Linked DNA regions of Mus musculus: region 2 is linked to region 1. Evidence: chromatin loops called from intact Hi-C (ENCODE). Cell type or tissue: heart. All regions are shown on one strand. Links, peaks and the distances in the headings refer to the core of each region. The heading gives the core; the rest is flanking DNA. Region 1 holds the start of Sec22b (SEC22 homolog B, vesicle trafficking protein). Region 2 overlaps Pde4dip (phosphodiesterase 4D interacting protein (myomegalin)).

What was found. Peaks named below come from ENCODE experiments on the same cell type or tissue, not always from the same donor. Only the 100,000 strongest peaks of a DNase experiment are listed, where the experiment ranks them.
Region 2: a loop joins it to region 1, with 2.5 times the contacts of the local background. A loop is called at or near these places in 5 of 42 quality-filtered maps.

What each region holds. Positions count from the first base shown.
Region 1 is chr3:97,892,254-97,908,455 of GRCm38, reverse strand. Sec22b (SEC22 homolog B, vesicle trafficking protein) reads right to left here and starts at 7,229. Exons shown (of 5, transcript NM_011342.4): 1 at 7,036-7,229; 2 at 1,126-1,235. The coding sequence starts at 7,110. In heart, for the core only: no CTCF peak of the experiment used is centred there; a DNase peak (open chromatin) is centred at 7,265; H3K4me3 peaks cover 2,287 bases; H3K27ac peaks cover 1,413 bases.
Region 2 is chr3:97,760,051-97,776,252 of GRCm38, reverse strand. All of the region lies in intron 8 of Pde4dip (phosphodiesterase 4D interacting protein (myomegalin)), which reads left to right. Among named protein-coding and RNA genes, the nearest start is that of Gm46816, 20 kb to the right of the region's middle. In heart, for the core only: a CTCF peak has its summit at 7,899; DNase peaks (open chromatin) are centred at 8,232 and 9,162; H3K4me3 peaks cover 2,481 bases; H3K27ac peaks cover 1,874 bases.

The DNA of each region.
Region 1 (16,202 bases), core at 4,063-12,062:
CCACTGTTAGTAAGCCTTTGAGCAGGAGTAATAGCCTATTTGTGTCTGCCTCCAGGATGTTCCTAAAGCATGAAGTTATCGATTACTGCATAACAGGTATAGAATGGGCACAGGTTAACAAGTTAAATTACTGTAGGCATGTTAACTTAAAAAAAAAATTAAAATTTTGGTGTTCTAGAAATAGAGGCAGAAAAAGTGTTTCTATGAACAAATTGTAGTTTTAAAGCTATATTTACGTTTAAGAAACTGTTACTATCCTGGGCTGGAGAGATCACTTAATCAGTAAACTACATGCCTTGCGAGCTTGAAGGCCCATGTTTAAGCCCTAGAATGTGTTTTTAAGAGATTCCAGGGGGAGCTGGAGAGATGGCTTGGTGGTTTAGAGCACTGACTGCTCTTCCAGAGGTCCTGAGTTCAATTCCTAACAACCACATGGTGGCTCACAACCATCTGCAATGGGATCAGATGCCCTCCTCTGGTGTGTCTGAAGACAGGGACAGCGTGCTCACATAAAATAAACAAACAGACATATATATAAATATTAAAAAAAAGTTTCATGTGTAATGACACACATTTATAATCCCAGCACTGGAGAAGGAGACAGGCAGGGATCCCCGGGGCTCACTGGCCAGCTAGCTTAGCCTACTTTCAAGTTCCAGGCCAGTGTGAGAGAGAGACGGCTGTGAAAAGAAAAAAGAGAAAGGTGGATGTTGCCTGAGGATGACATCTGAGGTTGTCTTCTGGCACTTCCCCCCATCCCCCCAGTATCACACAAGGAAACAACACACTACTTTTTTTTTTTTTTTAAGGATTTAAAAACTATGGGTATGTTCATTTATTTTTAAACACACATTTAAAAATAGAGTATATGTGTCTATATGGGAGGGGCGTTATATTTATGAGTTGAGGTAACCTTGAAGGCTAGAAGAGGGTATCAGATGCCTTAAAGCTAGAAATACAAGTGATTGTATAGGTTCCGGGAACTGAACCGGAGGTCCGCTACAAGAAGAGTAAGTAAGCCATCTTTCCAGCCCCTACTGTGATATTCTTACAAGGTATTACATAAATGTAGTACAAATTTAAATGAACACACACACACACACACAAAATCAGAGCTATACTCACTGAAAAGTCATGGCTCCTGCTTCCAAGGTACATCGGGTAGGGGACTGCTCATTCAACTTTCGAAAGAGTTGCTTAGCCTGACTCTGATACTGTTGAAGGTCCCGGCCTGACTGAAAAAAGATAGCTTCATTGGAAAATTTAACACACATCACACAAAGCTATATCAGTTAGAAGGATCATGATATCACAAGAATATTAGGTAAATAAGGTCCTTTATTTAGCAGTTATTAAGATTCATTTCAATAAAGAAAAATAAAACGTCTTACTTTTAGAACAAATGAGAAACCCTAACTCTTAGTATTTCCAAGATCCCAATATGTAAGTGCCAAGAAGAAAACCTGTGCATGTCAACTATATGCAAAGTATTTGGTGTGCTTTTTACCATTAGATATCTCATAGCACCATCCTGCACACACTCCAGAGAGAGTTCTGAGAACTCATTCTTTTTAAATGCTGGATTATCAACAGAACCTTCCACAAAGTGGAAGAGCATTTAACTAAGACTGTATGTGCGTGCCTGTGCTTGAAAACCCCATGAACGCTGGCCCTGCAGCTAGTGAGGCAAAATGGGCAGCTATCCTTTATTACATCACTCTATCCAGTTCTCCAGTGTAGGTAGCAAGCTGGAATAAAGAGGGATCTGGACAAAAAGGCCAACACTCAAATGGTTAGGATGTATTTCCCTGAACAATTTATTAAAAAGAAGAGGAGGGGGTATTCTATAGTCGCATCATTTTAAAAGGATAAACACCATACCTTACTAACCTACTAGATTCAAAGGAGAAAGGCAGTACATGAGACTGAGAAACAACACACATTGCTAATCCACCCTGTCCCTGAGAAAGAGAGGAGGACGCCCTGCTAGCGATGGCCTGAAGGTCTCTACTGCCCAGACCTGTAAGCTTATGGCATTTCACCACCAAGCTGATGGAAGGAAGTGCAGCCTTTGGGAGATGCTCAGTCATGATGATGGAGTGCTAATGGTTGAGGGTGATGTCCCTGTATGAAATTCCAGAAAGTTAGATTGGCCCCTGTACCTCACAAAGACTCACAGAGTTGCTATCTATGAATGAGAAGCAGACACCAAATCCGCTAACCTTGTCATCTTGGACTTCTCAGTGTTTTTTGTTGTTTGTAAGTCACCCAGTTTACACACACTGCCATTTAACAGAAAGCCCAAATTATTCCATTTATAGAATTATTTATTTTGTATTGAAAGATAGACTAGCCTTCCTTTGGCAGAGATCTCTTTACACCGAAGTAAAAGTGCTTATAATAGTTTTCCCAGAGTCTGGGTCTGGGGTCTAACTTTGTGGAAGCACACCATGAAATATTAAACTTCTAGACAAGACACTACTGAGCTGACAGCACAAAGGAGGAGGCAGTTAGAACATGGCAGGTATGCAAAGGTACAGAGACAGAAAAATGACAACCTGAAATTCAAAAAGAAATGAAGTAATGAAGTAATGTAAGCCAAGAGAGTCAGGCAGAGTACACTCAATGAATAACTGTGGACCATTTATCTTGTTTAGCATTGTTGTTATGGCAATGATCTGTTATAATGTTATTCATTTGAGAAAATGTTTTTGTGTCAATGTATGTATGTATGTATGTGGATATTATATCAATTCATACATTAAACATTACCTTATAATAACTATTACCTTATAACATTATATTGGCATTATTATATTAAGCAGTATGCATGCATGCATGCATCTACCCATGACTGGTCAGTAAGTACATGTTTGTAAATATTGTCACATGCTTTCAGTCACTAAGAAGTAATGCACAATATCCTATTTTGACATGTGAATGATATTTATCAATCTAGTTGCTTCACCATGCCATTATATGGTATGAAGAGATCTGAACCCACAACAGCACATGTGCCCAACTAATGCTGGAAGTGTTATAAAGTGATAATGAAGATCAATATATATGATTGTCAACCCTGGCTTCACACTGGAATCATGTAGGGATCTTAAAAAATACTTACGTGCAATCTCCATTCCTAAATCAATAAAACAACTGTTTTCAATTGCTAAAAGCAGATGAATACCTTACCTCAAAGGTAAAGCTGAAGAAAACGCAATCCACAAACAAACAAAAACAAAACCACAACCTTGCCAATCAAATCAAGATTAACACAACCCTTCCAACCTCACAAGGTATAATGTAAGTATTACTACAGCCTGAGAGAACAAAACTAAGTCATATCAATTATAAGATAAAATGGTTGGAAGCATGCTACAATTTCAGAATGTGCTAAGGAAGAAAGGTAATGGCATGCACTGGGACAAATCTACATAGATTATAGTATGACAGCCAACACTAATGCTGGTTCAGCAGGCATTATCATTCCTAAGAACAAAACCGTCTTGGCTAAATAATGATTTTTTTGGCATATTCACATAATAGACTATTAGGCAGCCATTAAAATATTTAATGGTGTGAGACAATGTTCAACATATACAACTGTTAAATGGAAAAATTAAGTTGGTCTTAAATATAACACATTAATTTTACACACACACAGGGAGGGGGAGAGAGGGGGAGGGGAAGATTATGAGAATATCTTGAGTAAAGATTTACTGAAAATAAGCATGATTAGCATCTTGGACTTTCGGTTATGTAAGTTTCCAACCTTTCTAAATGGCATGGGTAAATCCTGTAGTATAAAATCATTCACCCACCCCTGCTCACTCCATCTCTGCACAAAGAGTACTACGTGCAATTCTGGTTTGTAAATTTAAAGACAGGCTAGAATTCAGAAAAACACTTCAAAAATAAACAAAGTTAATACTCATTTTCTGTGCAGGGACTAATTTCAACACTTTACATACTTTAGCTCACAATCATTATACTTACTCTAGGAGGTGCTTAGAATTATTATGCCAATATTCTATTTTAGAAACCAAATTTTGCCAAGGACACTATGGGGCTAGAAAGGGAAGAGCTAGGATTTGGCCTAGATAATCTGACCACATATAGCCCCTCTTCAAGCACTGTGACATTCCACTTCCATGATTAAAAGTGTTTCAACAGTAGATCCACCTTCTAAACAAAGTCTTGTCAATCATGTAATTCACAGGAAAAGCTCACGGAGCTGTGTGAGAACTAAGGAAGATCCGACAAAAACAACCTAACCAGTGCTTTACAGACAGACACAGCTTTCAATGTCAAAGTCACAAAGGGCTCACAGTCCCTTAGCTCAGCAAAAATACTTAGATGCCCTGCTTGTGCTTTCCACTTCACACAGAGAGCAAACCTCGGTCCACTCCACAGGATATGTTAGTGATCCAATAACGAAGAGAGGGAGAACAGCTGGATTGGCCATGAGGCAAACAAGATTATCCACCTCTATATTACAAAAGGTACAAGACAATGCTTTCCTCAGAACCTCAGGACTTTTCCCATCTTGCCTAGGCCTAGTGGACAACTAGTGCTATCAAATATCACCCTTCACCTTTCTAAGAATGTTTCAGTTTTGTTTTTGTTTTACAAACCAATGAGTATACCAAGTTTACTTAACAGGCACGGGTGAGAGATTAGACAGCCAAGTTCCACCCCATCATGGACATCATGGATGATGGATGACCTCATGAAGGTGCATCAGAGTCCCCTTTCCATTATTGCCCACTTCTTACCTCAATATTGCCAAAGATCACTAGCATTTTCCAAGAATGTTTAGCTAGGTCTTATCATTGATAAATCCTTGATGGACTCAGCCGGTCAAAGGCCAGTTGGACCAAGAATCAAGAGGCAGCCATTTTCCTCTACAGGGAATTATAGTAACCGCCCTGACGTGATAAGGGTGCAAGGCGGCTCGGCTGCACAGCGCAAATACAATACTTTTCAGACAGAACAGAGAGGTAGATAGAAGAAAGTGCAAAGGAAAAACGTCATTATAGGGAAAAGAAAAAAAGAAAAGAAAGAGTAGGAAAGGGACAAGATTATCAGTTAGCAAGTCTGGGATTTCAAAGAGAAGGTTGTTTCTCTACCTGTCCTAAGCCTAAATTACTAGGTAAGCAGTCAACACTGTATAAAACACTGTCTATATTATATGTGAATGTTACTCTCCTTCCTGTCTTAGCTGAATACCAGTCATCTTCAGTAATAAGGCAGTTAAGAGCTTACACAGGGGCTGGCTCCTAGTAAATATCTAAAAATAACTCAAGTTGTATCAGTACAAATAGTTAAAAGTATATGCATTACTTTGGCTTAGACAATTAGAGTACTTAATATACGACTATTTGGTCAAGATAATCTATGTCTTAAATGCAATTTCTGAGTTTGGTGTGGTGGTCTACACCTGTAACTCTAGCATTCAAAAGGCTAAGACAGTGGGGTCAGTTCAAGGCAAGCTCTATCTAGAAATTGTCCCAATTTTCTAAAAAAAAAAGTTATTTCTCCATTAGTAAGAAGTGACTACGTGGTTGAAAAGTCTTAAACAAGACAGTACAGAATAATGATTAGGAACGAAGGTTCTGGTCTAGAGCCAAACTGATACTGATTTTAAAAACAATAGCTTACTTAATAAAATACTGATTACTGAAACTGGCAATTCTCAACCAGGCCTGATTTTGTCCCTAAAGGAACTTTTGCTACTGCCGTCTGGAAGTAGAGGCCAAGGATAGACGCCCTACAAGGCACAGGACAGTCTCTCCCAACAAAGTATCAACCAGCTCCAAATGGGAACAGTCCCTGATAAAAACAGACCAACCCCCAAAGCAAAGCAAAGCACCATACCAGCACCAGCACCACCAACAACCCTGGGCACATTCCATTACCCTACTTGTTAGCAGTGTGACTTTAAGCCTAAGAGCCCCTGTGAAGGGCAATAAGAGCACACACTCTGACATGGGTGGTATGAGGAGGGCCAGAGAAATAGCACCCCTAGCACTCTCAGGACAGTGCTGTTCTATATGAGGCTGTGTGTGACGTTCTGTCTACTATCATGATGGTAAAACAAGAGTCTGAGACCGATGCTTCTGCAGACATTGAAGGTTCAGAAAGGCTTATTATTTAAAATCAAAATTAATAAAGGGAAATGATAAATCACAACCAGAAAAACAAAACAAAACACTTCTGTGGAGAACTTCTCATCAATGAAACAAACCAATATTGGCAGACCAATATCAAATAAATACCAAGTTTAAAATTAAGAAAGAATCCATGAATTTTTTTCAGAAAAATTTCAAAGCAGAGAGTAGGGGCCCACTGATATTGAGTAGCATTTCAGACCCACTTTGGTCCCTCTCCTCCATTAGACTTCAGTGCAACTGATCAGATTCTGCCCATCTCTACCCCACTGATACCCCTCACGGGGAAAATATTTTTCAAAGGAAGTGTTCTCTAAGACTCCCAGCCCCCAATCTCCTTTGTCCGGATCATATTCTTGGGCTCATCTGAATAATATACTTTATGAGAGCAGGAGAAAATCAGGCATAGCCGTGAAAGTAGGCACTTTACTGAACCTTGACAACTTTGTAAGTGGCAATATTACCTCATCCTCTATCAAAATATGTCATCGAGCTAGGTCAAGGATCAAGAGCTACAGGAAAGCGAGGTGAAGAAACCAAGGGTTGGTCTTCCCCAGATATATTAGTCAGCAGCCTTAACAGCAGCCCAAAAGAAAAGTCCTAAATTCTAAGAAGGTCCCTAAAAAGTCATCACAAACTGGGTGATCAAATTAAACCTGGATAAGCTTTCTCCGGGGCTTCTGTGTAGAGAGGAACAGTTACCACCATAACTCTAACTCCTTCCACAAGGATTTCTTCTCACAGGTAGTCTTTTCACGAGCAAACGGTAAAAGAGCTCTCGAGAAGAGGGGGAAGGAGTCTGTGAGGTCGCTAGGGTCTCACTAGCCGGGAGCAGGGCGAGCTCGGGGCTCCGGCAGCAGCTTACCTGCTCGTCCTCCTGCATCGAGGCGGCCAGCGGAAGGCCGTCCGCCACACGGGCGATCATCGTCAGCAGCACCATCTTCCCTGGCTACGGAGACCAGGCCGCCTCAGTCACTGTCCCTTCTTCTCCGGCGGCGGCCAGTTACACCTCCGGCTGAGGTCCCCAACAGCTAGCCGCTGGCGTCTCCGCTTCCCGCTGAGGTGGCCGGAAACGACTTCAGAGCTTTCCACTACCGGTCCTTTCAATTGGCTTCCCACCGAGAACCACAACCACCGGGAACTTTAGTTCCGCAGTCATTCCTCCGACCAAGTCCCGCCCACATTTGTGAATTTTTGTTTCCACTAAGTGGTGTCTCTGCAAGAGGAGTGGCGCTCAAGCTTAGTAGGGCTTGAAAGGTGACTGAGAGCGAACTTTTTAGACGAATGGAGTATGAAGCAACTGTAAAGCTATGTATTTTCAGATTTTTTTTACAGAGCATTTTATGTATAATATTTTATAATCTGTGTATGTCTCAGCAGAGATTCGTTTCTTGAGGGTTTTTCTGGCCTGGGTGTTTATACTGTCACAAAGTTCTTAAACAGTTTGTGGTAAGAGATTGGCAAATAGGAGCTGGAGAGACCGCCCCAGGGATCAAGAACTCTGGCTGTTCTTTCAGAGGACCGGAGTTCAACTCAGCACCCGCATGCTGGTTTACAACCATCAGTAACTCCAGTTCCAGGGGAATCTGACACCTTCTTCTGGCCTCTCCAACCTTTCCATGCACGTGCTGCACAGGCAGGAGCGGAAGTAAGCCACCCCCACACATGAAACTTTTAAAAAGAGATCAGCAATATTTAGTATTATATATATTTATTCATATATATATGTATATATATGCATATATTAATAAATGAAGAAGTACAGGGGGATCACATACATCATTAGCCTCCCCAAATCTAGGTTCTTGGCTGCCTCTATCATGGTATAGAAAGGGGAATCTTACCAGGCTTTCCAGTAATTTGGTTTTCACTTGCTTTTGAAGCAACCTCTAGATAATCACCGTTAAGGAAGAGTTCTCATCTCTCTCTTCTTTGGTGTCCTCATCAATGAGATAGGGATATTCTTGGCCTCAAGAGGGTTTTTGTAAATATTAAATGAGAAGAACGTGGAGGTACAGGGGTTTTGTAAACTTAGAAAAGGAAGGAAGGAAGGAAGGGAGGGAGGGAGGGAGGGAGAGAGAGAGAGAGAGAGAGAGAGAGAGAGAGAGAGAGAGAGAAAGAAAGGAAGAAAGAAAGAAAGGAATTATACAAATATACTTATTACATTAGTAATAACTATTCTTTGCTAAATACTTAGTGTCTTATGATTATCTGAACATTTAACTAAACAACTCTGTGAAATTTGTTAGCTGAAGGCTCTCACTTTATACTTGGGGAAGACTGCAAAGATTTTTCCAAGCAGGTCATGTAGTTAGAAGTGATGTAAACAGGCTTTGAGCTCAAGTTCAGCTCTAGCTACTGATTAATAAGCATTCTCTCATATTATCTCTCCTCTTTCATATATAATTCCCCCCTCCAGACAGTGTCTTGCTATGCAGCTCTGGTTGGCCTAGAACTCACCTATGCTGGCCTTGTATTTACAATCACATCCTCCCTTGCTTGCCACAGCTCACACCTGTCATTTGGCAACCTGAGCCAATGTGGAGTGGAAATCAATTTTGGAGTGTATAATGCCTTATTTGGTAGAATCATAATACATTTAGAATAGTCTACAGATACCACGATCTTTAACTTCTTTCTTCCACTCAACAAAGATATGTCTTCTACCATGATCTCAAATGATTGTCCTTGATCCGATAGAATAATTTTAGTAATAGGGGATAATGGCATAAATATTGGCAATAAGGCTACACCATGTGGGTCCGGGGAACAGAGAGAGCAAAGCATAGAATGTAGAGAGACTCTCTTGTGGAAGCATCACCTGCCAATAAAATACTGTTGGCTGTTGGCTGAGGCAGGAAATAGGAGTTCCAGTGGGGAGAGAGATTTCTAGGATAAAATGAGGTGAGGGAAGAGATTTGCCTGAATGCTGATGTAGAGATAATTAACCACGTGGCAGAACTTAGACTAGAATAAGTGGGCTGATTGACCTATGAGCTAACAGAAGTTAGCCAAAGCTTTTGGCCTGGGCAGTATTTATGAATAATTATTCATAGATAATTTTAGTCTCAGTGTCGTTATTTCAGGGAGCTCGGGTGCAGGTGGAAAGCCTATGGATACAGTAGGAGGCGTGTTCAGAGAAGCTGCCTCTCAGGTTTGTTTCAGTTTGTGCTCTCAGCTTTCTCCAAGGCCTATGTGCTCGTTGCCTGAGTGTTTCTCAGATGCCATTGCTTGTTTTAAATGGTTTTTAAGATTTTGTAATTTTTATGTTAGCACAGAAAACAGTAGGTTAGTTATGGTCTTTTCATGAACGTTTGCCATTTATCATTGTTTCTTTATGATAAATTCCACTCCTCTTGATTAGGCTTCTTGGGGTTCATTTTAGTTACAAAATTTCTTTATTGGGTCAAGTCCTGCCCCACCCCACCCCATGCCCAGTGCTGAGGAGCCAACCCAGGCCTTACACAAGCCAGGCAGACACTCATCCACTGAGCTACATCTCCAGCCCTCTACCAACCATTTCTTGCACCCCTAGGTTTTCCTTTTAAACATACAGCATGATTCTTGTGCCCTCAGGCATTGGAATTGTTATTTCAAGGGAAGGTGTGGTCTTCTCAGGTTGCTCAATGGGCAACCGGGAAAAGCTAGTACCATATCTGATCAGCGCCTCAGACCTTAGGAACTCTGGAATCTGAGTCACTTTTGCTTCCAACTCGATGCACATTATCCTGTTCACATCTGTTAGTGATTTCAAGCTCTTGGTCTTTGACCCTTTGAGCAACACACCACCATGTAATGATGAGCAGCTCTGTGCTAGATCCAGGGAAGGCCCTCCTTGACTATTTTACATTGAATGAAAAAAAATGAGAGAGAGAGAGAGAGAGAGAGAGGGAGAGAGAGAGAGAATATTCAAATTGCTGAAGTTCATGTTTATCCTTCACCTGCCTAAAACCTGACAACACACAATGTTATGAAATGAGTCAAATTCTAGACCCTTGGCAGTGGGAATGAGGACAGGCAGGGGACTGACTCACAGCTAGCCGTGCTAGAAAATTCTTGAAACATACCAAGCAATTGAACAATGCACATACCCAAATTAAATTAATAATATATTAAACTGCTACTGGGAAAGACTTGATTAGAGCAATGACAGATATTTCCAGGTGCCATCAAAGCGAGCAGGACAGTTGTGTACTCACTCAGCTCAGCATGTTACACACCCATACACACTAGTGCCTCTTCATGACTTTTTAAAAAAGGAACACTTTCTTACAGATTAGTACATGGCTCCCAGGCTGAGTATCTCCCTCTTCAGTCTCCACTTCTAAATGTAACCTCAAAAGAACGTTGAATTCTGGCCTACATAAATCAGCTTTTGTTCTGATTGGTCCTTTTCCATGCCAGTCAACTCAGTTGTGTTGTGTTGTGTTGTGTTGTGTTGTGTTGTGTTGTGTTGTATTGTGTTATGTTATATTATATTATGTTATTATTTTTGGCCTGTGCTCACCCTTTGGAGATGCCTCCAGGCATTGCAGACTCTGGGTATACAGGGTGTGTGTGTTGGTGCGTGGTGTATGTGGGGGGGCCTTTGGGGGTGTATCATGGCTTAGGTTTGGGGTTGCAGCAGCACCAATCTAGACTGGTCATTAAGTACAGGCTACTTTGAATTATCTTCCCTGGCTAAAGCTCCTTACAATCTCACTTACACACTCCCTCCAGTCACTGAAGTGGAAATGGCAAAAGAAACGAAGCATGTGCTATAAGCCAGGTGGGAGCCCCTGTTTAAAATCACTGCCACGTTCAATAGCATGGTTCAGATAATGGACCATAGCAAAACTGCCCTTTGCCTTCTAGAAGATAGCTGTGGTGTCTACCTGGTTTCTTTGCTTTGTCAGGGAAACAAGGTAGAAAGCAGGGCCAGGCCACTCATCTCTTGGGGTGAAAAAGATAGAGGTTTTGGCAGACCCCCAAAGAAAGGTTGAACTTCAACTTAAAAACAAGCAAACAAGCAAACAAACATACCTTTTGCACAACAAGCCTCTAAACAGTGTAAAGAAAGTGTTAGCTGGGGGCTGAAGAAATGGCTCAGTGGGTAAGAGCACTGACTGCTTTTCCAGAGGTTCCGAGTTCAATTTCAGCAACCACTTGGTGGCTCACAACCATCTGTAATGGGATCTGATGCCCTCTGCTGGTGTGTCTGAAGACAGCTACAGTGTACTCATATACATTCAATAAATAAATAAATAAATAAATAAATAAATCTTAAGAAGAAAGAAAGAGTTAGCTCTTAGGGCACAGCACCTGGAGCCTCCCACTGTCTTGGTGTTTGTGATATTGGTGAATGTCTGATATGTCTCAAAGGCTGAAGAAAATCCTCACTGCTCTATACAACCCAGTTCATAGTAAACAAAGACATAGTCTCCATCTATTTCTTTCATGCTGACAGGGATCACATTCTACCTGGCCCTGTCTCTGTCCACCCCCAGCCAACCAACCCTATTGCTTCCCCTGCCTCAGTGTGAATTATTAAGGAGTTGGATGGTAGATTTCTCCACATACCCATTCTTCTGTCCTTAGGCCTGAGTCTCTGCTTTCCTAGTCTCAGAGACTTAGTGGCTTCACGGAGCCCCAAGTTCCCATCTCAACTACTATTGATTGACTCTGTAGCCTCCTCGGATGCCTGTCTTCCTGTCCCCCAGCCTCCCAGCTTCTGTTTCTTTTATTCCACGGTCTTTACTCGTCTAGTGGTTTAGAGTGGCTGAAATTACCTAATTACTTCTGAGTAATTTCTTTTTGATATCTTGAGGTTGTATCTTTCAGCCATGCCTACTCTCTTTTTTCTCTCATGGTCATTAGGGAATGTGGTCCCAGCCAGATACAAAGTTCTATGCACTGTTCCTCTTTCTCAAAGCCCTTGGACAGCCACAACCCAAATCCCAGTTTTAGAAGCAGCTCCCAGAGAGAAAGCTCAGAGGGTAAGGACACCAGCTGCTCTCGCAGAGAGAACCCGGCCTCCAAAGGCACCATGAGCAGACATGTTGCCCATACATACATACATACAATACCCATGCACATTTTAAAAAGCATGTTAAAAAATCTGTTTGTGTATCTTGTCACTTCTTGCAGATATTAAAATGATATTAAAATTGAGCTAGAATTTTAGGTGATTAAGGCATGGTGACGCCTTCTTTTTTTAAACTGAGAAATAAACAAAAGAGTTAATCTGAGAAGTATTGATACCACTTTATAAAAAGAATGCATTGATTGATTGATCGATTGACTGCTTGCCTGCTTGTTTGCCTGATTCATACAAGGCATCTCACTACCGGTAGCCCCAGCTAGTCTTGACATCAAGACTTTTGTGCCTCAGCCTCCCAAGTGCTGGTGTGACAAGTGTGTGCCCAGATCAATACGATTTTCGTTATATGTCAAACTAAGCAGGGGAAATGGATTTAGATTTGTGTTAACCCAAAGGTATTGCTAATATCTTTCACACACCCCAAATAGGCAGGCTTACCCCATTTGTCTGAAAAAAACAAACAAGCAAACAAACAAACAAACAAACAACAGCAGGCTCTCCCCAGATGAACCACGGGCTGCTTACTATGCAGAAGTCGTAAGCCTCAGTGAGCAGCTACAACAGAACCCACGGGAGAACCTGAGCCCTTCCAGGAGGTGGAAGTGATCTTGATCTCTTTGCCTACCTTGGCCTACTGTGTTGTCATGGTGATCTCAGAAACTGAGATCTGGACCAGCTGTTCCTTCTCTGCCAGCCTTTAGCTGGGGAGAAGTTTAATCTCAGTACTCTTTTTGGGGGAGTGGGGGTGGATGTTATATAATCCAATGTCTATCTTTTTACATTTTAAAAATCATACACACACGTAGCATGATACAGACTGAGCAGGATGTATTTACATATTTAGGAGTGTGTGTGTGTGTGTGTGTGTGTGTATGTGTATGTGTGTGTGTGTGTATGTAACAACAGTGATAAGAGAAGCTGTGAACTTGAAAGAGAGTAAGATGGGTACATGAGAGGGTTTAGAGAAAGGAAAGGGAAGGTGAAAATAATTATAATCTCAAAAAATAAAGTAAGTAATTTTAAAAAATATATTTATTCACTGTATTTGCCTGTGTGCTCTCAAATATCCCTCTACATACATAGTGATTTTTTCTGTTAGGGTTTTTGATGATTTTCATTAAATGTTTAGATTTCTTTTCCTCACAGTATTTCAGATGACTGTAATTAAAAAGCAGGATTCTGGGCTAGAGAGATGGCTCAGTAATTAAAAGCACTGGTTTCTTTTTCCGAGGATCTGTGTTCAACCCCAAGCACCTATATGGGGGCCAACAGTCTGTCACTCCAATTCTTGGGACACGGTGCCCTCTTCTGGCCGCCATGGGCACTGCATGCATGTGATGCACAGTCACACATGTGAGCCAACAACCATATATCGAAACAAACACATCTTTTAAAGAAAGAGCACGATGCACACATATGTGTGCGTTTCACTTTTCACACATGTTTGTTTATAGTAGTGGGTGTGCAAGTGTTCACATGCTAGAGCAAGCACTAGCACATGGACCTGTGCTATGGCGTACATGCGGAGGTCAGAGGAGCAACTGAGGGGAATGAGTTCCCTCCTTTTATCCTGTGGGTCCCAGGGGTTGAACTGAGGTCATCAGGCTTGGCAGCAAGCGCCCTCCCCCACTGAGCCATCTTGTTAACCTTTCCCTACTTTTGAGTGTGATTGCTCATAGCTCTCATATTCATATGCTTGCCGTTAGTTAGTTCGCCTAAGTGTCCATGCTTGCAAAAGTTGTTGTGATTGCCTATTTTACTAAGTGTACTATGAAGTGTCTACCATTTTTTGTTTCTTCAATAAACATTTTGAAAATATGTCTCTCTGCATAATAATAAATATAAACATATTATTTTATTACAATAATTTCATTATAATTAATGCCTTGTACATGCTGAATATTTGCTCTTCCTCTGAGATACACCCATGGCCTGCAAATAAATGTCATGTAAATAATTTTTAAATTATCCTTTCTAGAATCTTATTTTTGGAAGTGGGTCTTTCAGCTTTTTAGCACCTGATATTATGACCGAAACTCTTACTAACTATATGGCCTAAAAGACTTTGGTTTTGATTTCCAGTCACTATAATCAAACCTACTACTTCCCACTTCCCCGAGGCCTCCTTATTTCTGGCAGATTTCAGAGCGGATTGGACAGATGGCTCCAGTTAGTGATGTTAGCGACACAGTTTCCCATGCTCTTCTCCCCCCAACATTTCTAGCCCCTCCCCAAGCGTGTCCCCCGCCCAGGAACTCTCACACAACGCCCAGTGCTGTGGAACTCTGTGGCATACGGAGCCAGCTGCATGGTCAAATGGTCTGTTTCAACTGGAGAGCTTCTTCAACATATTTATGAATTGAAATGGCCTCTACTACTTCTGACAGACACTCTTCTCTTGTCTGACTAGAAGTTTCCTGAAATTCCAGCGTCTGAGAGGTCCATGTTCCTTTGTCACATGTAGAAGACACCAGTCTAGATGTCCCCAAATACTGCTTTTACACCATTCTCTCTCCTCTCTTTCAGGTACTGAAATCGCATACACGTTAGATATTTTAACTGTGCTGAGCTGGTCCCCTGCTCTCTTTCCAGCCTTTCTCCGTCAGCTTAGATGGGGCTACCGTCCAGACCACGGATCCTGACTTCTGCTGGACACACCGTTGGGAAACACAGCAAAGGGTTCTGCATTCGTTACTCTTCTTCTGCTGTGATGAAACACCACGGCCAAGGCAACTTATAGGAATCAGGGCTTCTTTGGGGGAAGCCATTAGGGCAGAGAAGCATGGAAAGTGTGGGGCCGGGAGCAGAAGCTGAAACGCTCACATCATTAACAGAAAGTGTGAAGCAGAGAGAGCTAATTAGAAAGGCCACGGAGTCTTTAAACTCTCAAAGCCTGTCCCAGTGACATACTTCCTCCAGCGAGGCCACACCTCTTCAACCTGCTCAAACAGGGCCTTGAACTGGAAGTATCCAAATGCCTGAGACAATTGGGGCATCTCACTCAAGCCACCACAGATTCCTGTTTCCAGTAACTTATAGTTTCAAAGAGTCTGGTGGCATCATCATCATCATCACCACCACCATCATCACCATCATCAACAACATACTTTTCAGTTATATATTGAACCAAATCTTTACATTTTTGCACATCTTATCTTCCTAGTTTTATAAGCTCATTAAGCCTGGTTATTTAAGCTCCCTGTCGACTCTAATATCTGACTCTTAGTTGATTAAAACCTTCTGTTAGTGTTTAATCATTTGGATTTGACTTTTAACATGGTTCACAATTTTATGTTGGGCTTGGACACTGATATAAAAACAGAGAGGCTTTGCTGGTATTCTCTGCCTTTAACGAGGTACATTTTTTCCCCCGGAAGGTGGAAAGAACGCCTAGCAGAGCCCTGTGATCCTGCAGAGGCTTGGTTCTGTGCTTCGTCATACCTGTTCTCTCTCAGTAACCTTGTGCCCTGATTCCCAGAGTGCGGTCTTCCCTTTTGTGGCCTCATCTGCAAGAGTGGGTGTCTATATACCATAAAGCTTGAAGTCCAGCTCCTGCTGGGAGCTAAAAGTGCTTAGCTCGTTAGACTCTGAATAGCTCTTGTCTGCTGGGTTCCTTGGTCTTGTGCAGGCCAAGTTTAGTCGTGAGGTACGCCACCAGTTTAGTGAGGATTTTAATCTCCATTGGTGGACTCTTTTCTGAGCTTTCTCCCTGTCTGGGAGCTTTCTGCAGTCCACCCACTTTGGCTGCCCGGAGATTCGAACTTATCCCAGAGCTGGCTGATGTCTCCTACCGGGACTCTGTTATCTTGTACCAAGTGTTGGAAATCCACTAAAGATGGAAAGCCCAGCATCACCACAGTGCTCACGAAGCGCAGCTTAAGAACCATAGGTTCATATCCTACCTGTACTGGACACACTTTGATGCCTTCAAATAAAGATCTCGCATGAAGCTG
Region 2 (16,202 bases), core at 4,288-12,287, 130 kb after region 1:
CTTTCTTTCTTTCTTTCTTTCTTTCTTTCTTTCTTTCTTTCTTTCCTTCCTTCCTTCCTTCCTTCCTTCCTTCCTTCCTTCCTTCCTTCCCTCCTCCTCCTCCTCCTCCTCCTCCTCCTCCTCCTCCTCCTCCTCCTCCTCCTCCTCCTCCTCCTCCTCCTCCTCCTCCTCCTCCTTCTTCTTCTTCTTCTTCTTCTTCTTCTTCTTCTTCTTTTGAGAAGCTTTTAGTTCCTCTTGTTAAGCTGATGAATGCTGAACTGGAGACTCATATAAAAACCCTCACTCAGCATTATCCGCTCCCAGTCATAACCTTCATTAGTAACAGGTCTCAGGCACAAGACCTCGGCAAAAGCAGCCATAGCTCTGATACTTGGAGCTGCAGAGGAGGTAGAGAGTGGGGTTCCATACAGTGTCATCAGCAGGATCTACATGGAATGCTGAGGGCTCTGACAATTGAAGAGAAACACAGCCTGTATGAGGGATAGTCTTTGTCTCTCACAAGTTATCACCTATGAAAATCACTTATGCAGGGAAAACGTAAGGTAATATAGAAAGGAGGAACCATTTTGGACCATGGTAAGCAGCCAAAATTTTGGTCTGTAAAGCATGAAAATGATTTAAGTAAATGGAGACAAAAAGGGGAGACACTGGTTTTTTCATTCAATGGCTGTTTACTTATATCTGGAAAGATAATGATCTAAGTGCTGTCTTAGACCATTTATAGTGCTGTAACAAAAAGCTACACTGGTAGTTTAAAAACAAGAGAAACTTATTTCTCTTAGTTAGGAATGCTAGCATGCATGCCTGCAATCTGTAGACAGACTGGAAGTCTCCTGCTTTGAAAGTCTGAGTTTCCAAATGCTACATTAGTGGTGGAAAGCACCTTTGTTTCTTATAAAGTCTGAGTTTCCCGCTGCTACATTAGTGGTGGGAAGCACTGTTGTTTCTTATTTCTAGCACCTGGAGGCCATGCACCAGTTTGTGTGTTGTCACAAAGCCTAACTTTTGTGGCTTTCCTTGGAAACATCACATTTCTTTTGTTTGTTTGTTTGTTTGTTTCATCTTATATCCCTGAATCATTTGGGGGTGGGGCAGAGCTTTTAGTAATTAGAATAGTTACCCAGTGAAACCCAGTTCAGCTGGCTTGGAACATGGGGGTTTCCCACTTCTCCTTTCTTTGGAAACTCCCTCCTAAGCCAAAATTAGAGATTAGAAACACCACAGCTCTATTGCCACACAGTGGATTCAAAGTGACACTGGTTCCAAAAGAAACCTCTCAGTTCTCTAATAGATAAAAGAGAAAGGTACCCATAACAAAACAAAACGAACAAAACCCTAATACAAGAATACTTGTTCACCACTCTGTCTCTGTCTGTCTCTCTGTCTCTCCTCCCCCTCCGTTCCTCCCCCCCCCCTTTTTATAATTTTTTTTGAGACAGGGTTGCCCCCTGTAGCCCAGGCTGGCCTAGAACTCACAATGTAACCCCAGGCTGGCTTTTAACCAGTGCCTGTCTTCCTGCCCCAACCTCATGAGTGCAAGGATAACACACTGCCATGAGCTGCCATCCCTGACTGGGGTATAATTTGTTTTTTCTTTTAAATTAAACATTAATTTTATAATTTTAATAATAAAAATAATTTTATTATTTTTGATAGATGTTTTCCATTAACCTATATGACTTCTGACCTTTTTGTCTTTTGAAAAATTATTTTATGTGTATGTGTCTTTTGCCTGCGTGTGTATCTATGCACTACATGTGTGCAGTGCCGATGGGAGCAGAAGAGAGCATCAGGTTTCCTGGAACTGAGGTTACAGAAGGTTGTGAGCCATCATATGGGTGCTGGGAACTGAACTGGGGTCCTCTCCAAGAGCAGTAAGTGCTCTTAACGCTGAGCCATGTCTCCAGCCCCCATAGAACTTCTGATCTTTTTACTGAAGGTGTTTTGTTTTGTTTTGTTTTGTTTTCCTGAATTCAATTTAGGGTAGTTCTAGTTTGGTGATTTTCTTTTTCTTTATCTTTTTTTTTTTTTTTTAAGTTTGGTGATTTTCAAAGCACAGCTCTCAGAAGTCAGCAGCAGCACCAAGAGCAGCAAGATCTAGGAATTTGTTAGGAATGCAAATTCTCAGGCCCCACCCCAGATCTACTTACTGAATACAAACAAGGGTTAGGTCCAAGCAATCTGATCTGTATTTTAATACCACCTACCCCCACACCCATATATCTGATGGATACTAAAGTGTGAAACTGTTGTTTCTATTTTAAAACTTCATTTTAAAGCTAGAGTTGGCATCAGAGGGTACAGAGGCAGGTTGCAAAAGGGGGTATTATGGCATTGGCTATAGGGGTCATGCTGATAGCAGATGCCCCCCTCCCACAACAGTGACAGGCGATTTATGGGGTCAGTACTACTGTCGGAATTAAACTTAGTTATCTGGGGCTAGCAAGAATTTCCAGCAGGAAACTCTAAACTCTTTTAACTTTTAAGTGTACATACATACATACATACATGCATGCATACATACATACATACATACATACATACATACATACATACATACATTTGGTAGATGGAGCAGAGTCCAAGATGCCACACTCTTTTTCCACACTCTTCTCACCTTCTTTTCTAGCCTTTCTTTACCTTCTTAGACAAAAGTTCTTTATAAATTTACATGTTACAGAAGGATGTTGATAGTAAGTTCAAAGTAGTGTTTCATTCTATAGGCACTTTATAAGTCCAAAGCAACAGTTTCACATGGCCTTGCTTTATCATAGTGCACACCTGTGGCTTCATCCTTGGACCCCACCTTCTTCTTGATCGCAAATTTGTTTCATGCCTGCTTTCTTTCTTTCTTCCTTTCTTTCTTTCTTTCTTCCTTCTTTCCTTCCTTCCTTCCTCTCTCTCTCTCTCTCTCTCTCTCTCTCTCTCTCTCTCTCTCTCTCTCTCTCTCTCTCTCTCTCTCTCTCGATTTTATTTATTTATTTTATGTATATGGGTACACTGTATCTGTACAGATGAGCCTTCATGTGGTTGTTGGGAATTGAATTTTAGGACCTCTTCTCACTTTTGTTGGCCCCGCTTGCTCGGGTCAACTCGGCTTGCTCAGGCCCAACAATTTATTTATTATTATGTGTAAGTACTGTCTTCTGACACACCAGAAGAGGGTGTCAGATCTCATGGTTGTGAGCCACCATGTGGTTTCTGGGATTTGAACTCAGGACCTTCAGAAGATCAGTCAGTGTTCTTACCCTCTGAGCCATCTCTCCAGCCCTCATGCCTGCTTTCTTGTCCTAGTACAATTAGCCTGTGACACATGAAGGTTTACAGAGCTCTATTTGCAGCTTTATTCTATAGCAGGTTTGAAGTTACTTGTACAAATTTAGAAATTTAAGAAATCATCAATTTATCTACACAGCATTACTATATGAAAGTATGTCTTCATATTGGCTCTGTAGGAAATTTGCTCCATAGGGTGGGCTAATGCCCAGGAATCATTAGACTATGTAATAGTGATGGCAATGGCATATTGGCAGCAAGGAGCAATCCTAGGATGATGAGGTCCCTGGTGACCTTGCATCCTAGAGCTCACCCATTGAAGGCCATGGAAAATGGTGAGCCATCTCCAGGAAACTCATTTGGATGCTTTAGTCTTTCCTAGATAGCTTCTGACGATATTGTTCCTTAGGGATCTAAGACCCAGACAGATGTAAGTGATTTCACCTAAGGTTAGTCCTCTAAGTAGTAACTACTAAGTTACTAAGTTGTAATGAATGTGTTCATCAGTTATTTTAATTCATTCTTTCTTTTTTGGAGACAGGATTTTAATGCAGTCAAGGCTAGCCTCCAACTCACTATGTAGCTGAAGACTGCCTTGAACTCATCTTCTTGACATTATCTCCTACCTGCTAGGATTGTAGGCATGAACCATCCCTCCCAGTTTGTTGTCGAACAAACTACTGATATCGCCCTTTGACAATGTACTTAAAACTGAATACTAGGAAACCCACTCTCTAATTTTCTATTATGTGTCTTCTATAAATTTTAGTGGTAATCATCCTATATCAAATCACAAAAATCCTTGGTCTCATCTTAATTACATATATTGCTTCAGTCATAAATGTATGGGATGCATATGTATATGAAATTGTTTTCTAAAATTCATATTAAACAAGAACTATTTTTTTTTCAAAATTTGTGACTGAGCCATTTATAGAATGTCTTCCAAACTGTATTTTATCTCCCCAATGTCCAAAGCTATTCTGTGCTAAAGAGATGGTTTTCTGTTAAAAGGTTTAAAAATATTTAGGCAATGCATAGCTGAAAAAAAATATATCTTTTTCATTTTACTACCATATACTATCATCAAATCTACAACTCTAAGTGCTCAATTTCATGAGCTTTGGAACCTGCACAAACTCATGTGTGCATCATTCAAGACATGGCACAGAAACTCTTTACTGCCCCAGAAAACTGTCTTGTCCTCTGTCTTAGTTAGGGTTCCTATTGCTGTGATAAACCACCATGACCAAAAGCAAACTTTTATTTGGCTTATACTCCCCCATCTCTGTTCATCACTGAAGGCAGCCAGGGCAGGAACCTAGAGTCAGGAACTGATGCAGAGGCCATGGAGGAGTGCTGTTTGCTGGCTTGCTCCACGTGGTATCTTAGCTTTCTTTTCTTTCTTTTTTGTTTTTTGTTAATTTATTTATTCACTTTACATCCCTATCTGGACCCCCATGCTCCCTGTCCTCCCAGTTCCACCCTTACAAATCCCCACCCCACTACCCCCTTCTTTTCTTCTTAGAGAAGGGGAAGACTCCCTTGGGTACCACCCTACCCTGGGACATCAAGTAGTAGCAGGATTAAGTGCATCTCCTCCACTGAGGTCCAACCAGGCAGTCCAGTTAGGGGAAGAGATCCAATGGCAGGCAACAGAATCAAGAGACAGTCTCCCCTCCAATGGTTAGGGCACCCACATGAAGACCAAGCTGCAGATGCTACAAATGTGTAGGGGGCCTAGATCCAGCCCCTGCATGCTCTGTTTCATCTCTGTGAGCCCCCATGGGCTGAGGCTAGTGGACTCTGTAGGTCTTCTTGTGGTGTCCGTGACCCCTCATGCTAGTTCAAGTCTATCCCCCATTCTTCCAACCCAGGATCACCAGCCCAGGGATGACACCACCCATAAATAGGCCCTCCCCCATGAATCACTAAGAACATGCCCTACAGCAGTGGTTCTCAACCTTCCTAATGTGGCAACACTTTACTACAATGCCTCATGTTGTGGTGAGCTCCAACCATAAAATTATTTTTGTTGCTACTCCAAAACTGTAATTTTGCTGCCTTTACAAATCATAATGTAAATATTTGTGTTTTCTGATGGCCTTGGGTGATCCCTGTGAAAGAGTCATTTGACCTCCATAGAGTCACAGCCCACAGGCTTGCCTATGGCCAGATCTTAAGGAGGCATTTTCTCTTGAGGATCCCTCCTCTCTGATAACTCTAGATTGTACCAAGTTGACATAAAACTAGTCAACACATTTTTCTTTGAAATTAAATTTTCACCCTTTAATCCTGAAATTGTTTCTAACCTCCACCACAATAGATGTATTTTTCCTATTTTTTTTTTACTTCAAATGATTGAAACAATTACATTTTACACAAAATGTTTTGTTTGTATATGGCTTTTTTCATTACCATGTTTTTGAGATTCATGTATGAAGCACACATCAGAGCCAATTCTTTTTCTTTGCTGGACAGTGTTGCACAACTATGTAAAAACATGTTTATCTTACTTTGTTTAAGACAGGATCTCTCTATGTAGCCCTGACTGACCTAGAACTTGAAATGTAGACTCAAGTCCACAGAGATCTGCCTGTCTCTGCCTTCTGAGTGCTGGGATTAAAGGTATGTGCCACCAAGCCTGGCATCCTACCTTGCTTTAAAGAAGTATTCTTTAAATCACAAAGTGTTGTATATTTATTGTTAAAAAAGAACTATAGAATCCAAATGATGGAAAATGAACATAAATATCCATTTTACTCTCCAAGATATAACCATTATTATTAATTTATACATCCCTAGTTGAACCTTTGTTCATATTAAGTCGCCCATATTGTATGTACATCATGCAAGCTAACCAGCATTTCCCTTCAGTGTCAAGCTTTATGGCTTAGGTCTAAGCAGAACCTGAGATGTTAAATTGACACAGCCTTTGGTTTTACCTGTGGGATCTTTCTTACATTTAAAGATTAGGGCTAGAGAGGTGACTCAACTACTTACTGCTTTTGCAAGGACCTGGGTTGAGCTCCCAGAACCCATATGGTGCTCATAACCATTTGGAACTGTTGTTCCGGGAAACCAACTCCCTCTTCTGAACTCCTGGGGCAGCCAGCACACACACACACTTGTAGTGCACATACATATATGCAGGTAAAACATTCATTTACAATATTTTAAATCTAAATTTTTTTAAATTCTATGAAATAAAAATTAAAGGTGAGACCTGAATAGTTCTTGGCCTAAATTCAAATGGTTCATAGCATAGAGAATAAAATATCTTCATCTTGTTCCTTCTACCCCATTTTGTTTCCTTTCTTAAAGGAGCTACTGTTAACTACAAACTGTGATGAAGATGATGATAAGGGTCATAAAATGTTAAGCTTATTGTAATGTTTCTTTTAAATTTCATTTAAGCTTCAAGCTTTGTTATCGAGGCAGCACAATCTTTTGACTAGGATCAAGTTATTTTAAACACCAATGATCATGCGAAGGCTGGCTCTGCTGTGAAAGCTCACTATCGATTTTTCAGGGTAATTTTGGAGTAGTTTATGTAGGAGGAAGTAGGGTGCTCTCTGCCTGTCCATCTGTCATAGTGAGTTCAGAAACTCTGTCTTTAATAGACTGTTGTAGATTTCAAAGACAGATGCTCAGTTTCTTTTGACTTTCAAGCTCACATCATTTAAGGATTTAAAAAAAACGCAGCGGTTTTTACTTGGAGTCCCATTTTATGGTCTGGCTTAGAGGATCGGAATCTGTGTCTTTAGATGAAATTATATATGCAAAGCTATTTGGCATACAAAGCTACAGGATTTTGTTTAGGTGATTAGAACGATCACGATAGCCCTAGCCCCACAGTTTTTGAATCTAAAAGTCATTAGTTAGGGACCCAGAGTTCCTGCCCTGGAGGAAGTTCAAGGGATTCCTGGAGATGCTGTTCCTCCTCTGGTACTTGCCTCTAAAGCCAGGAAGTGAATTTCTTACTGGCAACAGTTTGTGATACCTGCATCTCATCCAGTTGCTGCTCCAGGTTCTCTTATGTGGGTGAAGTTCTATAGGAAAGGATCGGAAGACTTAGTTGTATAATAGTAAAACCAGGTACTAACTATGCCAGTGAATTTCCAGCCCTAATTCTGAAGTACTTGAATTGAAAACACTTTCAAAGAAGTGTCTGTCTCCCTTCTTCCATTTCCAACAGAAGTTGTCTACCAGAACCTGAAAGAGAATTCGTGATACTCTCTCAGGAGGCCTGAAGCTTGACAAAGCCCATTCTCTTGTTAGCTTTAAAATCTTGATCAGATCCAGTCACCTGGTGTTTACTGGACTCTCAGGTGCCTGCATTATACAGGTCCATTTCCCACTTTCAGAAAAGGACAAAACACCTAGGCCTGCTTATCCACACATCACGTGACATTGATAGAAACACTAGTCTCCTTTCTTGTATCAATCCAGTAGTAAGTAAGGTCCAACCTTAGTTTGGTGTCGGCAAACTCTTTCAACCTGCCTCCTCTACTTATCAGGTTCTCCCCAAACATATCTGCAGCTTGGGAACTTCTGACCCCAGAGTCAGAGTTAGGAGAGGAGGTGGGGCGGCGTCAGAAGGCGGTGGCGCAGCGGTACCTAGTGGCACCGCCAGGCCACATCCAGTGTACGTGGCACTGACCGTAGACAGACAGGGAGGGGACTGGGCTTTCTCCTCTGGGAGGAGCCTCAAGGCATCCAGCAGAGGAGAGAGATTCCCTGAAAGGATTGGGGAGTGTATTTGGTGAGATCTTATCAGAGTAAACCAGCCAGGCGTTGGCCTTATATCTCACTTTGCATTCTCCCCCTCCGAGCAAAGTCCGCTTTACCGGGCTAGCAGGCGAGAATGGATTGGAGGCGAGGGGAGGTACTCGCCAGCCCGCATGCGCGGAGCCGCAGCGGTCGGACTACATCTCCCAGAGGAGGCTTGGGGAGACCGCCTATCCCGGCGCCATCTTGAAATCTGATGCTTCATCTCCCGGGCTTTGCGTCAGCTCTGAGCCGACTTTACTGTCCCAGAGCCTAGACTGCCCGCCCCGGAGGACGTGGAGGACGAGGCAGCCCGCGGGAGAGACAGCTGTGGGGGCCCTGGCAGCGACCTCGCGCAGCTCGTACCCTGTCACTCAGCATCCCAATCGGTGTTGCGCCCGCGCCCGCCCCCTGCCCGAGGGGCGGGGCTGGTCTTGTGGTACCCAGAGTCTGCGCACGCTGAGGTGTGCCCCTGCCCAGTGAGGACCTGGGACTGGGCCATGCCAGCCCCAGACCATCAAGGTGGGAAGAGGACCGCATCCCAGAGCCGGTGAGCAACCCGCAGCTTTGGCCGCTCCAGAGAAGTTCCGCACCCTCCAGGAGTGAAGATGAAAGAGATTTGCAGGATCTGTGCCCGGGAGCTGTGTGGAAACCAGCGGCGTTGGATCTTTCATACCGCGTCCAAGCTCAACCTCCAGGTTCTGCTTTCGCACGTCCTAGGCAAAGATGTCTCTCGTGATGGCAAAGCCGAGTTTGCTTGTAGCAAGTGCGCTTTCATGCTCGATCGCATCTATCGATTCGATACTGTCATTGCCAGGATCGAAGCCCTTTCTCTTGAGCGCTTACAGAAGCTGCTCCTGGAAAAGGATCGCCTCAAGTTCTGCATTGCCAGTATGTATCGGAAGAATAATGATGACTCTGGCGAGGAGAACAAGGCGGGGAGTGGGACAGTAGACATTTCCGGCTTGCCAGATATGAGGTACGCTGCGCTGCTCCAAGAAGACTTTGCCTATTCGGGATTTGAGTGTTGGGTAGAAAATGAGGATCAGATTAACGACTCACACAGCTGTCATGCTTCCGAAGGGCCCGGAAACCGACCCAGGAGATGTCGCGGTTGTGCAGCTCTGCGGGTTGCGGATTCCGACTATGAAGCCATTTGTAAGGTGCCTCGAAAAGTGGCCCGAAGTATTTCTTATGCCCCCTCTAGCAGGTGGTCTACCAGCATTTGCACTGAAGAACCGGCATTGTCAGAGGTTGGGCCACCAGACTTAGCAAGCACAAAAGTACCCCCGGATGGAGAAAGCATGGAGGAAGGGACACCAGGTTCCTCCGTGGAGTCTCTGGATGCTAGTGTCCAGGCTAGTCCTCCACAACAGAAAGACGAGGAAACGGAGAGAAGTGCGAAAGAACTTGTAAAGTGTGACTACTGTTCTGACGAACAGGCTCCACAGCATTTGTGTAACCACAAACTGGAGCTAGCTCTTAGCATGATTAAAGGTCTTGATTATAAGCCCATTCAGAGTCCCAGAGGGAGCAAGCTTCCTATTCCAGTGAAATCCATCCTACCTGGAGCCAAGCCTGGCCATATCCTGACAAACGGAGTTAGTTCCAGTTTCCTTAACAGGCCTTTGAAACCCCTTTACAGGACGCCTGTGAGCTATCCTTGGGAGATTTCAGACGGACAGGAGCTGTGGGATGATCTCTGTGATGAGTATTTGCCGATCGGGTTCCAGGTATACACAATGGCTACCTATAGTGCTTTTCTCATGAGCCGTCCACAGGTTTCCCATGGTTTGTTTAGCTCCAGGATAGTAAGTGGTCTAGGCTTGAAAAAAATTAATTGTTGAGCTTATTTCAGCTATACTTTTTGCTTATGCACCTTAGTAAATGTGATTTACACTTACATAAATTACTTTTCAGAAGCCTTTTAAACAGTATCAGTTTAACAATTCCTATTGTCAGAATTATATGTAACAAAAGATAAAGGTTCTTTTTCTGCAGAAAGAAGTCTTACTTTTGGCATCGGAAACTGTCCTCCCACACCACCCCTTGATTGTTGCTGGTTTTTGTTTTTAGATTTGTGAATGATATTCTTCCATTGCCTTTCAGTAAGAGAGTTAGAGTTAGGTTCCTGGCAAGTTCACCCTGGAGCTTTAAGCTTTTCATCCCTCAGATGCCTCAAAATGGTTAGCACATAGAGTGGAAACTATTAGCCCATCAGGAAAGCATTAGAAAGAACATCTGGGCAGTGTTTGTTATAATTAATGGTCATCTCAGAGCTAATGGTGACTTGTTCGTGGAAAATACTTAGCGATTCAAATGTTGTCACTCATGAAGTTAAGCTGAAAACTGCACAGACAGCTTTTTCTTCCTTTGTTAAGGAAGGATTCACTCAACCTACTCTCGACTTTCTTAATAACTGGAGAATGGCAGTTCACTTAATTTAAGTTGTTCACATCTACTCAATGAAATACTCACTTCACAGCACCCTTTTAAGTTCAGCTATTTACCGGGACCTGGTACTCCTTCATTTCTAAAGCAACACTAAATGCTAGATTCAGTTAACTTTGTTAAATATCCTGGCACGTTGATTCTGTAGAGGTACCACTCACTGCTAAGGTGGACAGTCTAGAAGTCACTAGGGAAGCTTAGTTCTCAGGCAACAGGGGTCCAGAAACTTACAGTCTGGTAATGAATGAAGTTGAGATTACAATTAAGTGAGATTTTTGAGGCATACTTAGGCTGCATGTAAACTTTGTATACCAATAAGAACTTTAGCAGAAAGTGCAAGAAATGTTTTTAAAGTTTATGCAAAATTATCAGAATCAGCACAGATGAAAGTGTTATCAAAAAGTAAAAAAAAAAAAAAAAAAAAAAAATCAGTACTTTCATTTGTGTGAAATGTTAAGCATTGTATATGCCCAGCACTTGGGTACTTCTTTTTTTACAATGGATCCCCACTGATATGTTTGGCTCAAACAGTGTTTCTGTAACCATACATAGATACTATAAATTGAACACTTATATAAATCTCAATTTAATATCTGAAACTAGGCTAGTCACCATGGGGAACTAATATATTTTCTTCTCTCAATTGTGGCTAATACTGCAGCAAGTTGAAGACCTGAAGATTCCATGGACAACAAGATTTTCCTTACTCCATATTTAATTTAAAAAAATCTTTTGGTAATTTGCCTGGAATCAGCCAGCTTTGGAGTTGGGAAGGATTTTCAAGAACAGCCCTCATTAAGAGTGTTGGAAAGTTTGTTTAAATAAGAGGCTTGCTGAGCCAAAGTTCCCTCACCCGTTTCTGCCAAGACCTTTTCATTCTGTACATTTAATTGCACTGCCTGAAGCGTATCACCTTAACCTATTTTAAATCAAGAACCCACTTTCTGTATCCAAGGATTCCAGGAGGATTTTCGGGGTTTCCATAAAGAAAACTGAATGAGTGTGTAAACCATGATAATTGTACCCTCAGATCAAGTCCCTTTGTTACAGTAACTGTGAAGGTTAGAGCTTTACATCAGTGGGATAGTACCGCTCTGTTGTCACATAACTTCGTTCTTTACTGTGTGAAGTGTACAGCATTGGGAGGTGAGAGAAAAACAGCCCTGAGCTCCAAGAAAGAGTTTTAGTTACTATGTTTTCTCCAATAACTACAGATGCAAGGGAAAATAGTTATACTGTGTTCAAAGTGTGTGAACCAAATACCTATTTTATTCTGGACCTTAATCTAATTGGTTAAATCTGATTGATTTTTAATCTCCTTAAGGGCTGTTATGGTGTTCGGTCAAACCACAGCCAGGTGAAACAAGGGCAGACCGGCTTTTACCAGTTTCTCTGAGCACATGAACAAAGAATAATAAATGTGAGGTTTGGGTAGTTTTCTTTTTTGGCTGGTAGATACAAGAGCCTTAAAAGCAAAAAAAAAATCCTGCAATAGGAAGGAAACCTGGCGGACCGTTCTGTTAGTCATTTTGATTCTTTTGTTTAATCTCCCACTTAACCCTTTGTGTGTGTATTAACTACCAGCCTGAAGATTCTTCCGGAGAGCTTTGCTTCTCTTCCAACCCCACGCCCGCTTCTCCTTCCTTATATTGAGGTAAACAGCAACAGTATATTTGTCTTGCTTACTGATATATGCAAATCACTTATTTGCCTTCTGTGGACTTTACGCTTGAAAGACCCAAAGACCCAGGCTCTTCAGGTTATCTGCAGGAAGGTTTGAGGTCTTGCTGGGTAATAATTTCCTTCTTTATTGTCCAGCTCTGAGATAGAAAAGCTATGATAGGGGGGTGTGGTCCCTTAGTAAACAGCAGTTCACAAAGAGCTCTGAGCTACCAGACTCCTTTGTATCTGAATTCAAAGAGCACACCTTTGCCTCATACCTTACAATGTCAAGGTCTTCTGTTTGGGGACTATGGTGAATTTGTCCCATTTAATACCTTAGTCATTTATTTAGGCGGATCAGACCCTTTGAAAAATGTAGACATTAGATAATAGTTGTAGGCTGGGCCTTTAATTTTATGCTAGCTGATGGTTCTTGTTTGTCTCTGATGATTAACAACAGGATAGAAATGATAGCAGTTTGAGATCTGTGACTCACTATTGTAAGGGAAGGAACATGCCAGGAAAGTGCTGTTAATCAGAGGTAAGAACTCTGCTTTTTAGCCTTGTGCGGCACTGGGCCTGGGCTCTGCTTTCCTTTCCAGATTGATAAAGCGTGCATACCAACTCTGACCTGAAAACGATTAATCTGAAAGAACATCATGCTTAAGTCATGGCCTTAGAAGCCAAGCGTCTGGGAGTGACCCTGATGCTACTAAACTAAGGACCACTGATCTCGAGCTCTGTAGGTTGTCCGGGATTCCATAAGCTTGTGTGTTTGGTACTTTACAAGAGCTTAGTGCACATTCCTGATCCAGAAGAACATAGTAAGTGCCCTTTGGGGGTCTCTGAAAAGGCATTTTCTCTGCAATAAAAGAATAAATTATGAAGAAAGGAGAAATGAAGACCTCTCATGTTTTAAGTAAGTCATTTACAGAATCTGAGGTTTCCTGTGACTCATGTTGAGATGGTTCACATGAGATGCAGATTCCTTGCCTGTGGCATTCTTTGGCTTTAGAGTTGCCATTTATGTGCCCTCGTGTTTATGTATGCATAGGTAGAGGAATGATGTATATGTGAATATAAACATGTATGTATATATACACATACACAAGTAAATGATCTTGCTTCTAAGACAGCTGCTAAAGTATTAGAACATTGGATAGGTAGGAGTCAGGCCTAATTTTAATTTGGTTTTGTTTTTATTGGTCTTAGTCATTAAGCACAAGCCTTTGATCCCTAAAATGTTCCTAACATTATGGGGAGCCCTGGGTTTATAGGAATAAAAGCTGCATCACCAACTGCAATTTAGTTTTCTCTGGATAATTCTTGCCTTTTTTTTTTTTTTTTTTTTTTTTGTGCCTTGAATAGCTTAGCCTACCTTTTATAGCTTTCTGTTTCCTTGTATGTGAAGTAGAATTGGGGCGGCTGGCTAGTTTGTTGCTCCCTTCAGAGCTCTGAGGACTCTGATTTAAAGCGAATAAATAGCACTGTCTTCCTGCCGGTTTAATGTTGAAACTGTTCCCTGATACCCAGCACTAGAGATTAGGGACTGAGCCTGCGGTCTTGGACATGCTAGGTAAACATGCCCTTACAGCTCAGCTCTATCTCCAGCCCCAGAGTTGTGTCTTCCATTGTGCTTGCTGTGGATGAGATTTCTAATTTGTAGCATAAGGTTACTAGAGAGTGATTTTACACCAAGCAAACAGAAAGCCAGGTCTTATAGACACAGCTTTTCCATTAATCACTGACAGTTTTGTTTGTCTGTTTGAATTGTAAGATCTATTTCAGTCATCTCTTGTGGTATGTGTGTGACATAATCCACATTGCTTCAGGGGAGACTTCTTGTATTCACCACAACAAATGTCTCAAGTATTTCTGGGAGTCATCCACCTTGCTTCTCCAGCCTCCCGTTGTCTGGAGCAGCATCATATTAGCTGTACCAGACTCATCCACTTATCTCTACCACTGCTATCTTTATAATCCAGCCACTTTCCACCTGCATTCTTGATAATCTCTCTTCTGCCGGGGAACTGTCCATCACCACTGAGCGACTGCAGTGAGCTTCTAAAAACGTAAATCGGATTGCTCTTCTGTTAGAAAACACCGCAGTCAGGGCTGGGAACATAGCTACAGAAGGCCCTGGGTTCAACACTCAGCAGCACCAAAACCGTAACCAAAATGTAAGACCATAAAACACCGCAGACCACTCTTACCCAGTTTAGATGAATCCAGCCTGACTATCCCTGCTGTACAGGAGGTTAGGTCCCGGGCTGTGCCTCCCGTCACACTGGTCCCCTCCCCTTTGTCTAGCGTGTTCTAATAAGGCCGGCCACCAGCCTGTGTCCCCCTTCTTTCAAACTCGAAATGTGGCAAGTCTGAGTTGAAATGTGCTCTGAGTATAAAATAGACCTCAAATAAAAATCTTATTTTTATATTGACCTCATTGTAATGTTTTAAATGTTTTAGAAATATTTGCTTAGACAAATTGTCAAAATTAAGTTCACTTTTTTTTTTCACTTTTATTCAGTGAAGCTATGAGAAAATGAAACATTACACAGGCAGCTCACAGTGGCTTTCTCCCGGGATGCGTCCTTCTGGGCATATAGGCCTTTCCTTTCCCAGGCTCACTTGCCATCAGCTCTTCTGTCTGCCTAGCTTGGGTTCTGTTTCTTTCCGACTAGCTGGCTACTTCTCCTTCCGATGTCCATTCAGATACTGTCTCAAGAGGAACTTCTCTCTAGTTGGAGAAACTCTTTCTAGTTGATATAAAGTAACAGTCACCAGTTCTCTACATGGTTTCCTGTGTTACTGCATAGGAACTGCTAAGCGACAGGACTCTCCACTCCTTCTTTCATATTTACCATGTAGTCACCAAACCCAAGCTCTGCAGAATCTTCAAGAGGAGTTACTTTGTCCTATGCAGCATTCCTTTCTCCAACATAGTATCTGCTACTTAGTGCTTAACACATCTGTGTCGAGGGAGTAAATGAAGGTGAACGTGCTATAGTGATAAGCGAGAGGTATAACCAGAGTGAAAGGGCCCATTTCACTCCTGTTTCTTGTCAAAGCAAGCGTTGAAGTTCAGCCTCTTCTGAAGGATGCTGTCAGAAGTCTCCGTGCAGTCCATCAACTTTCAGAACTCTGTGGATCATTTCCATTTCCTGTCATTTGTTGATGTTTGAGACTATGTCTCAATACCTCTTTGATCATCTTACCTTTTAATTTTAAGATTGTTTTATCAATTCACTTAGCAGGGATAAAGTAGCCTTTTTAAAAATATTTATTTATTTATTTATTATACGTAAGTACACTGTAGCTGTCTTCAGACACTCCAGAAGAGGGCATCAGATTTCATTACAGATGGTTGTGAGCCACCATGTGGTTGCTGGGATTTGAACTCAGGACCTTTGGAAGAGCAGTTAGCACTCTTAACCGCTGAGCCATCTCTCCAGCCCATAAAGTAGCCTTTTAATGAGCTATTCAGAAATAGCTGTGGGCTTATGAAGGTAATAAAACATCCTTGTTTGTACCTGTTTTTCTTGAATTCATTGCACCCTTTTGATTCTTAGCAATGATTCAAAGCTGGGTGCAGTGATGCAGGCTTGTAATCTTAGCAGTTGAGAAGCTAGATCCTGGGATTTGAGGCCAGACTGGGATTATGAGACCCTGTCTCAAAACAAAACAAGAAAAAAAAATATGGTTTTCAGTGTCAGTTGTTAGTTATAAGATTACATTGCTTATAAAAGTAACAAAGTCGATATTTTGTATCCATTAACCCTACCCATTCCTCCGGTTGGCCTAGAACATTAGTCCTTACTCATCATAGCCAGCGTCAAAAGCTCTCATCCTTTGTAGATCTAAATAAATTTCATCTCTGCCAAGAGCCTTTTTTATATGACCTGTCGAAATGAATAGTCTTCTAGTATGACTACTTCCTCAATAAACCAAGACTAATGGGAGCCAGAACTAAGTGTTTGCCTGCGTAGTGCTCCCCACCCACAGCGCTCTGTATTTTATAGTGTCAGAAACAAAGCAGTAACCAG